2 separate regions of the Mus musculus genome follow, and region 2 is linked to region 1. Evidence: chromatin contacts called from ENCODE POLR2A ChIA-PET data. All regions are on one chromosome and are shown on one strand. Each heading gives the region's core, a stretch centred on a gene start or an enhancer-like site at or near the end of the contact. The rest is flanking DNA. Distances are from core to core; before and after follow the strand shown. Region 1 holds the start of Trnau1ap (tRNA selenocysteine 1 associated protein 1). Region 2 holds the start of Sesn2 (sestrin 2).

The links. ChIA-PET counts read pairs that join two places held with the same protein, here RNA polymerase II (POLR2A).
Region 2: POLR2A ChIA-PET joins it to region 1 with 23 read pairs in embryonic stem cell. The contact joins the promoter of Sesn2 here to the promoter of Trnau1ap in region 1. POLR2A ChIA-PET finds 5 or more read pairs at or near these places in 4 of 5 experiments (Patski and embryonic stem cell).

What each region holds. Positions count from the first base shown.
Region 1 is chr4:132,327,898-132,331,858 of GRCm38, reverse strand. It overlaps Trnau1ap (tRNA selenocysteine 1 associated protein 1), which reads left to right and starts at 2,321. Exons shown (of 9, transcript NM_027925.3): 1 at 2,321-2,506; 2 at 3,293-3,390. The coding sequence starts at 2,480.
Region 2 is chr4:132,508,631-132,512,642 of GRCm38, reverse strand. Sesn2 (sestrin 2) reads left to right here and starts at 2,187. Exons shown (of 10, transcript NM_144907.1): 1 at 2,187-2,579. The coding sequence starts at 2,490.

The sequences.
Region 1 (3,961 bases), core at 1,072-3,571:
GAGCCTGCCTTTGTTAGGGTTATGGCTGATACATCCAATCCAAAGTCTGGAGAAGGCAAGAGGTGTTTGAGATAGTTGTGCAGTAGAAGCCACTGCAGTTGCTTCATGGTTATGAGACGGGGTAGCTTGTTAAGTAGGCTCTCAGCATAGCCCACTGACAACCTGGTCTTCCTGCCTCAGCCTCGTGAGTGCTGAAATCAAGGCCTGGCTTTGGAGTAGAATTTTTAAATCCTAAACCAGAGGTTTTTTCTTTTGTCCCTGTCTGGTCTAGAACTCAAAAATCTAGCTGCATCTGCTTCCTGAGTTTTTGTCTTGTTTTGTTTTTGATTTAAGTTATGTAACTACCACACCTGGCCCAAATTCCAGTTTTTTGGTTTTTGGTTTTTCAAGATAGGGTTTCTCTGTGTAGCCTTGGCTGTCCTGGAACTCACTTTGTAGGCCAGGCTGGCCTCGAACTCAGAAATCCGCCTGCCCCTTCCTCCCGAGTGCTGGGATTAAAGGCATGCACCCCCATGCCCGGCCTCCAGTTTTTAAGTAGAGCACATTATTAGAAGTTCTTACTGATTTGCCTGCATTTTCGACCACTGGCGTATTTAAGCCTTTTCCTTGGGGGTTGTGTGGCACATCTATTCACCCCAGGTAGGGAGCCCAAAACACATGAAATTACAGATCCCAACAAAGTCTCATTTGGTGAACCAGTGAACTTACTGGGGATTACTTACTGGGGCAGAGGTGACACAACTTACCCAGCATGGGTGACAGCTCACTGTACAGCTTAGGAAGTCAGAGTTCCCTTTCTAAGTGACCCTGGTTTAGAATTCAGGCAGCTTAGCTGCTTTCTGCTTCCAGGCAGCTGGTCAGTCTTTACAGCTTCTCTGAGTCATGTCTTTGCAGCTCAGCCTCTAGGTCTGAGAGGGACTCTGCTTTTATTGCTTACTCTGGGGGGTGGGGGGTAGGGGTCCTGATTGGTCCGTTTCAGAGGCTTCTTTTGAGTTGTAGCCTTCCCTGCAGGGTGGAGAGATGGCTCTGATCTGATTAATAGCACTAGTTGCACTTGGAGAGGACCCAGGTTCAATTCTCAGCACCCACATGGTGCTACACAACGATACTAACTCCAATCCCATGGGACCCAAAGCATTCTGTAGTCTCTGAAAAACTTTTTTTTTTTTTTTTTACATTTGTGTGTACATGTGTGTTTGTCAGGTTCAGTGCAATGCACTTTTACCTGCTGAGCCATCTCACCAGTGCCTTAGCATCATTCATACAGTAACAGAAGGGAACAGGAAATTTATACTCATAGTTGGCCTCTGGTTTTCAGACTTGAGTTCTTGGCTTGGGGAACTTTCTAAGTTAAAGGACTTAGGATGAACTTGGTTGTCAGAACCAATCTGAACGCACAGGACCTTCCCACTCTGCTAAGTTGGCTACCAACTGGATGTTGAAGCATGGATACAACCACCTTAGGAGCTCTCAAAAACCAAGTTTACTGAGGGTTCTGTAAAGGTCCGTCTGTGCTTTGTGGTAAAGTCTTGGTGAATTGGATTAGAATAATAAACGGGGAAGGAGCCAGGGTTGGTGTCCTTCACTTGTAAAACTAGCACTTAGGAAGCTGAAGCAAGATTGCCAAGAGTTTACAGCCAGCCTAGATTATATAGCTTGTACCAGGGACCAACATGAAAACTTGTCTCAAGGCAAAAAAAAAAAAAAAAAAAAAAAAGTGTGGGGCTGGAGCCAAAGCTCAGCCGTTAAGGAAGGAATGCTTTGAGAAGACTGGCGTTCATTAAACAAACAGGCAGAAGCAAGTAGATCTCTGACTAGAGACAGACTTAAACAGGTCAACAAGGATTACAGAGACCATGCCGACGCCGACTCTCCCCACCCCCAACTACACACAAAACGATGGACTTTGAGTGTACCATCAAGAACCGTCCTTTAGTTCTCTCCACCTCAGGGCTTTAAGAAAATGAAGAATCCCACTACATCTTCCAAAAAGTCCTCGCTGGGATGCAGGGCAAGAGGACCACTGTGCGGCCGCGGCTCCTCCACAGTCCCTCGGAAGCTTATCCTCCGCGCTCCCAGAGGGGTTTCGGTCACTAGCTGTCCTTCCGTTCTTATGCTTGGTATTCCCTACAGAGAGCAAACCTTAACTCAATAATTATAGACGCATTTGCGCGGTTTTATTAAAGAGCGGGGCAGTCCGCCCACAGAGACCCTCTTCAGAGCCGGTGCCAGCTAGGCCTACTGTGCCCCAGCCGAGGCCACGCCCCTATCCCGTGGAGCCACTCCCTAGCCCGTAGAAGCAACGCCCCCTGGGGGGGCCGGAAGCGGCGGACAGGTCGGAGGAAAACCCGGATCGCTCTGGCCGCCGAGGCAGCGTGTGCGCAGGAGGTGCTGCAGGCTTAGGCTCCGGGCGGGCCGGGTCGCGCAGACTGGCGCGGTTGCGCGCCACAGGCCCTCAGGGTCCCCGCCCGGGTGCGGGATGGCGGCCAGCCTATGGATGGGAGACGTGAGTCAGGGTCGCCCCTGCTCTGAGGGGAACAAGAGGGTCTCGAGTCGTAGGGGGAGGAAGGGCCTGAGAGCAGAGGGCCTTCGGATCCCAGAAGGGTGGCCGTGAACAGGAAGGGTTTTGGTGACAGCGGGAAGCTAGATGGGGTGTGGTGGCCAATGCCTTACTCCCTGCACTTGGCGAGGCAGGAAGATCGTCACCAGTTCGAGACTCCATAGTGAGTTCTAGGCCAGCTTGGGCTTCGTAGCGAGACCTATTCACCCAGTCTTTGAAAGTGGAGTCTGGGCATCAGAATGAAGATTCCTCAGATGCTGACTCTATGGGGTAGAGGGTCTGGAATCCCCCTTTCCAGTTTGGAAAGATTTGGAGTGGGATGATTTGGGCGGATGGAGTGGGAGGAACCCCAAGAATTGTTATTAGGACTGGAAGCACAGGGAGTTCTATAAAGGGGAGCTATTTTATTTGTTTTTGTTTTTTCTTTTGTTGTTTTTGAGATGGGGTCCTTCACATAGTTCTGTCTGTCCTGGAACTCGTTATGTAGACTCACAGACTCCACCTACCATTGCCTCCCTAGTGCTGGGATTAACGGTGTGTGCCACGCCTCCCAGCAAGGGGAGCGATTTGAAGTAAAGGAGTTGGTTGGGACCGTTCCCCATTGCGTGGTAGGAAGCTTGGCTCTCTAGTGCTGTAGAGGGGGGTCCTGGACAGAGTGGGAGGGGCTCCACCCCTTACAGGGCTCCGGGTCATGGGCCTGAGCCTCTCCTCTCTGCTCTGGTTTTTATGCAGCTGGAACCCTACATGGATGAGAACTTCATCTCTAGAGCCTTTGCCACCATGGGGGAGACCGTGATGAGCGTCAAAATTATCCGAAACCGCCTCACTGGGTACACCTCCCTTTTCATCTTTCCGTTCAGTTCTCGATTAATAGAGCCTGCTGCCACTGTTATTCAAGGGAATAAATATGGCGGGAGTAAGAGCTTCTCGCCATCCCTAGCAGTAGTGAAAGAACCACAGAGGGTGGCTTACAGAGCAGAAGCGTTGAGTATTTCAGGTGTTGAGTATCCCAGTGATTCAGGGCAGGATGCTGGAACCTATTTTTGAAAACTGTTGTGTGATCTTTGCTAAGTTACTGTGTGTTTCATTTAGCTTTAGTTTATTTTGCTCTACGCTGAAACAAAGTCTTCCTGTAGTAATGTAGGCTGTAATGACAACCCTGCCGCTGCCTCCCAAGTGCCACAACCACAAGGTGTGCCAGCAATCCTGGCTCTTTTGTTTGTTTGTTAAATATTTATTTTATACACTGTCACTTTCTTTACATACATCAGAAGAGAGCATCAGATCCCATTACAGATGGTTGTGAGCCACCATGTGGTTGCTGGGAATTGAACTCAGGACCTCTAGAAGAGCAGTCTTAACCACTGAGCCATCTCTACAGCCCCTCTTGATTTTTGTTGT
Region 2 (4,012 bases), core at 938-3,437, 180 kb before region 1:
TTAAGTGATGTTTTCCACAGCTTAATGCAGTCAAAAAAAAAAAAATGCAGTGTGGTTGACAATCAGTTTTACCTTTCTAAATGGAAGTGTCTTCACACATGGCTGGTAATAAAGTCCATTAACTGGAAGGAAGGGGTAAGGCTTGTAAATGCGGTACTGAAGCTCCATGTGTTTGGTAAGCAGAGCCAGGAGGAGGTTAAAGGTGTTGAGGAGCAGGGGCAAGGTGACTTTTCAGCAGGGCTGAAGGGGGCTTCCGGAGGGAGCAGCATCTTGAAGGCTTCACTCAGGCCCCCAACAGGATGAAAGCTCTAAAGGCTCCCTGTCACTTCAAGGAGTAGAACTTGCAGAGGAGTATTGAAAAAGTTGAAGGATCATGGGTGTGACAGATAAGACTGAAGATGTAGGCTGAAACGTATCTTGGCAGGCCTTGAGGATCCACCTAGAGGTTTCACTTTATTCAGTAGCTGATGAAATAATACTGAAAAAAAAAATGTAGCCTGGCTACTGACATTATTGTTATTTCTGTTCGTGTGTCTGTGTGGTATTGGGAATAGAATCCAAGGCCTTGGGGTCCTAAGTGGACACTGTAATATTATCCTCTATCCTCATCCCACAGAGTATATGCATTTGTTTGTTTATTTGTTTTTGGTTTTTTGAGACAGGCTTCTGTGTAGCCCTGGCTGTCCTGGAACTCACTCTGTAGACCAGGTTGGCCTTGAACTCAGAAATCCACCTGCCTCTGCCTCCCAAGTGCTGGGACTAAAGGCGTGTGCCACCATGCCCGGCTGAGTCTATGTTTTTAAGGAGAAAGCTGAATCTGATATAGAGTTGTTTAGAAAAGAATTAACCCAAAGGGATATTCAGTGGCCAAGGGTATATTATTAGAAGCACGTTGTGCCAGGTGGCATAAGGTAGAAAGAAAAAAAAAAAGTCTAAATGTAGACACTGCCCTCAACAAGTTTATAATAAAAACTTTCAGATAAGACAAATACACAGAATATGACAACACAAGTTACAGTATGGAAAGTATTAAAACACAGAGAGAAAGGTCCAGCCCGAGTTTAGGGCTCTAAGGAGCATGCAGGTGAACTCCCTTCCCTACAGAAGGCATTAGACCAAGTCAGGAGATCACCTTTGGTATCATAAGCCTAAACTCAAGACTATTTCAGGCAGGAACTGAGAGGATTAATCAGCTCCAGCTCTGTCTAGGACTCCTTAACCAGAATAAAGAGAAACTTGAAACGGGAGAGGCCTGAAGAAAAACCGCGAAGGAGATGAGTAGAAGTGAATGGGTGAATCAAGGGTAAAGTGCTGAGATCTGGATGGAAGAGGTGAGTGTAGGGAAGTCATGAGAGTGAATGTCTAGAGAAAAAGAGGGCTAAAAACAGAAACTAGGAGAGCACCCACGTTTAGGGAGTGGATGGAAAAAGAGGAGTCAGAGAGGAGTGGCCAGAGGGAGAAGTGAGAAATAGATCAAGCCAAACACCTAAGTTACAAAGTTTCCATGAGTGCCTGGAGGGTGGAAGGCGGTGTGAAGGCACCCAAGGCAGGACAGAAGAGGGGAAATTGTAGCAATGAGGATTGAGATTAAATTTGAGATTGTCAAGGGTATTTCAGTGAGGGCTTTTCCAGAGACTCCACAAATAAGGTGATTTCCTTGGTTTAGTGTTTCTGAAGGTGCAGATCCCTCAGGGCCTGAGGGGACAGGGTGGTGGCTCTTGGCTTCAAATTTGTGGGTTTTGATCTATAATTAGAAGAACTGGATGTGTGTGGTTAGAACTCTCTGCAGACCTAACCAGTCCCTCCAGGAACTGGAAAGCTGAAGAACTTACTCAGAAGGGATTTCACACCTGGCTGTCTGGCCCAGCCCCGTGAAGTCCCGTTTCATCACGCAGCCCTAATGACTCCTTGGGCTGTCACTCTCATCTGGTATTGCCAGAGACCTGACTAACGCCTTCATGCAAAAGTTTGCAGCATCTGTGCGAGGCCAACTACAGCTCCCAGAGTTCCCAGGCGCTTGTCGATGCTGATTGGACGGAAGGTTGGCTCCGGAGGGAGGTGTCGGCTCCGCCTCCCCGAGAAACAGGCATCTGATTGGCTGCGCCGTGGGACTTTTGTGTCCCCGCCCTCCCCCAGGGACCGCAGCGGGCTGACAGAGCCGGGCGAGCGCTGGCAGTTCCGTGGTGGGGATGGTGAGGAGCGCCGGCTTCCCGAGCAGCGCTGGCCACTGCGGACTTCCGAGGCACTCCGGGCCGTGAAAACCTCTGCGCCGCGGCCAATCTCAGGCCTCCGAGGCCGGCCGCAGTTTTCCAAGCTGGGCTGAAAGGAGTGTCTATCGCCGTAGCGCCGGTTCTCCTAATCCCGAGAGACAGCCCGGGGATCTCGAGCTTCCCCGGCGACCCCTAGTCCCGGCCTCCTGTGCGCGCCCGACCTAGACCCCTCGGGTGTCCCAGGCGCGGACGAGCCGCGGCCGGGTCCTGGCGTACACCATGATCGTAGCGGACTCCGAGTGCCATTCCGAGATCAAGGGCTACCTGCCGTTCACCAGGGGTGGTGTGGCCGGCCCCGAGACCCGAGAGGTAAGCAACAGCCGGGCGAACCCGCTCTCCTCCAGCCACCGCCGAGCTTCGGGCAGACCCGGTCTAAGTCTGGTGCGCTCCCCCCGGGCTTAGGGTCTGAGAGCACGTAAGCTAGGGCTAGGGTTGCATCAACTGCAGCCTCCGCTCTCCCTTCCCCTCCCCACTGCCCTCTCTCTCTTTACCCTCCCCACTACCACCCTGGGAGGGAGGGGGATGCGGAGCCCTCCCTGGCTCCTTCGGACTCCTGGCCAATGAGAGGGGACGCCTTCTCGTGGCTCTTTGGGTTTGTTCTCTGCTAAAGCGAGCGTCTTCAAGTCCAGGCAAATCCCGGCCGGAGAGACCCGACCACTCCTCCTCCCCGCCCCCTTCCGCAGAATCCCTTCCTCTCGGTGGGGGCAGGCGGGCTGGGAGCTCTTTCTAGGATCGGTTTCTGGTCCTGTCGCTCAGCGAAGGGAGTAAACCACCTGGGACTGACCAGGGAAGGTCGATTCCCTTTTTCAGTCCTTACCTGCACCCCCGATCTGGAGACTGGTCCGAGTGCTTTATGGGTCTGGCTGGCGGCCTGATCCTCGGCGGCGGCAGCCTGAGAGAGCTAGGGGAGAAAGCGGATAACCCTTGGTCCCTTGATAGATTGCTTCCTATTAAATTGTTCTGGGGTCCTCAAAGTTTGTTTTGCTGTCTCCTCAGAGCGTAGAGAGACTTCACAGGGAGACAAGGTATAATGCCAGTATAAAGCCCCCGTCTCCCTCCCAGCAGTCTCGATAGTGGACATAGTCTATGTCGTGTATGGAGCACCTACTAGATGCCAGGATATAGGTTTTGTCTGACAAAGACAGCAAATACAAAACGTATTTTAACCCCATTTTACAGAATGAGAAAATTGAGGCCCGAAAGGGACAGAGAGAGGCCTAGCCCTCATTCTCTGGACTGTGTGTGACTAGGATTTTGGAGAATGCTTGGCACTGCAGAAGATACTGATCCTTTTTGATTTTCTAAGCCTAGAGCAGTGTGGAAGGTCTATTGCCGGGGCTGGAAATAGGTACAGTGGTAGTCCCAAGGTGTATGATCTTAAAACCAGCCCATGTCTGAGGAAATGTCTTGGGGGGGGGGGGTCGTTGGAGGCAGCCATCAGTCTGTTGCTTCTTCATATGGTTTAGGAATCTGTATGCAGAAAGGACACCTCGCCTCAGCCTCTTTGCTGATAACTTTTGTCTGCCTTGTGAACAATGTTGTTTTTGTTAGTGAGCGCCCCAGAGCACTGAGGGAGGTGAGGGCTGGATTCCAGTCCCACCCTTCACTTTCTCCCTGGATGGGTTATCTCAGCTGAGCGATCGCTTTTGATTGCAGTCTCTTACCGGGTATTTTGATAGTATCTCTAAAAGGTTGTTGGACATTAACTTAAAATACAAGCAAATGCATGAAGAGTGCCTGGG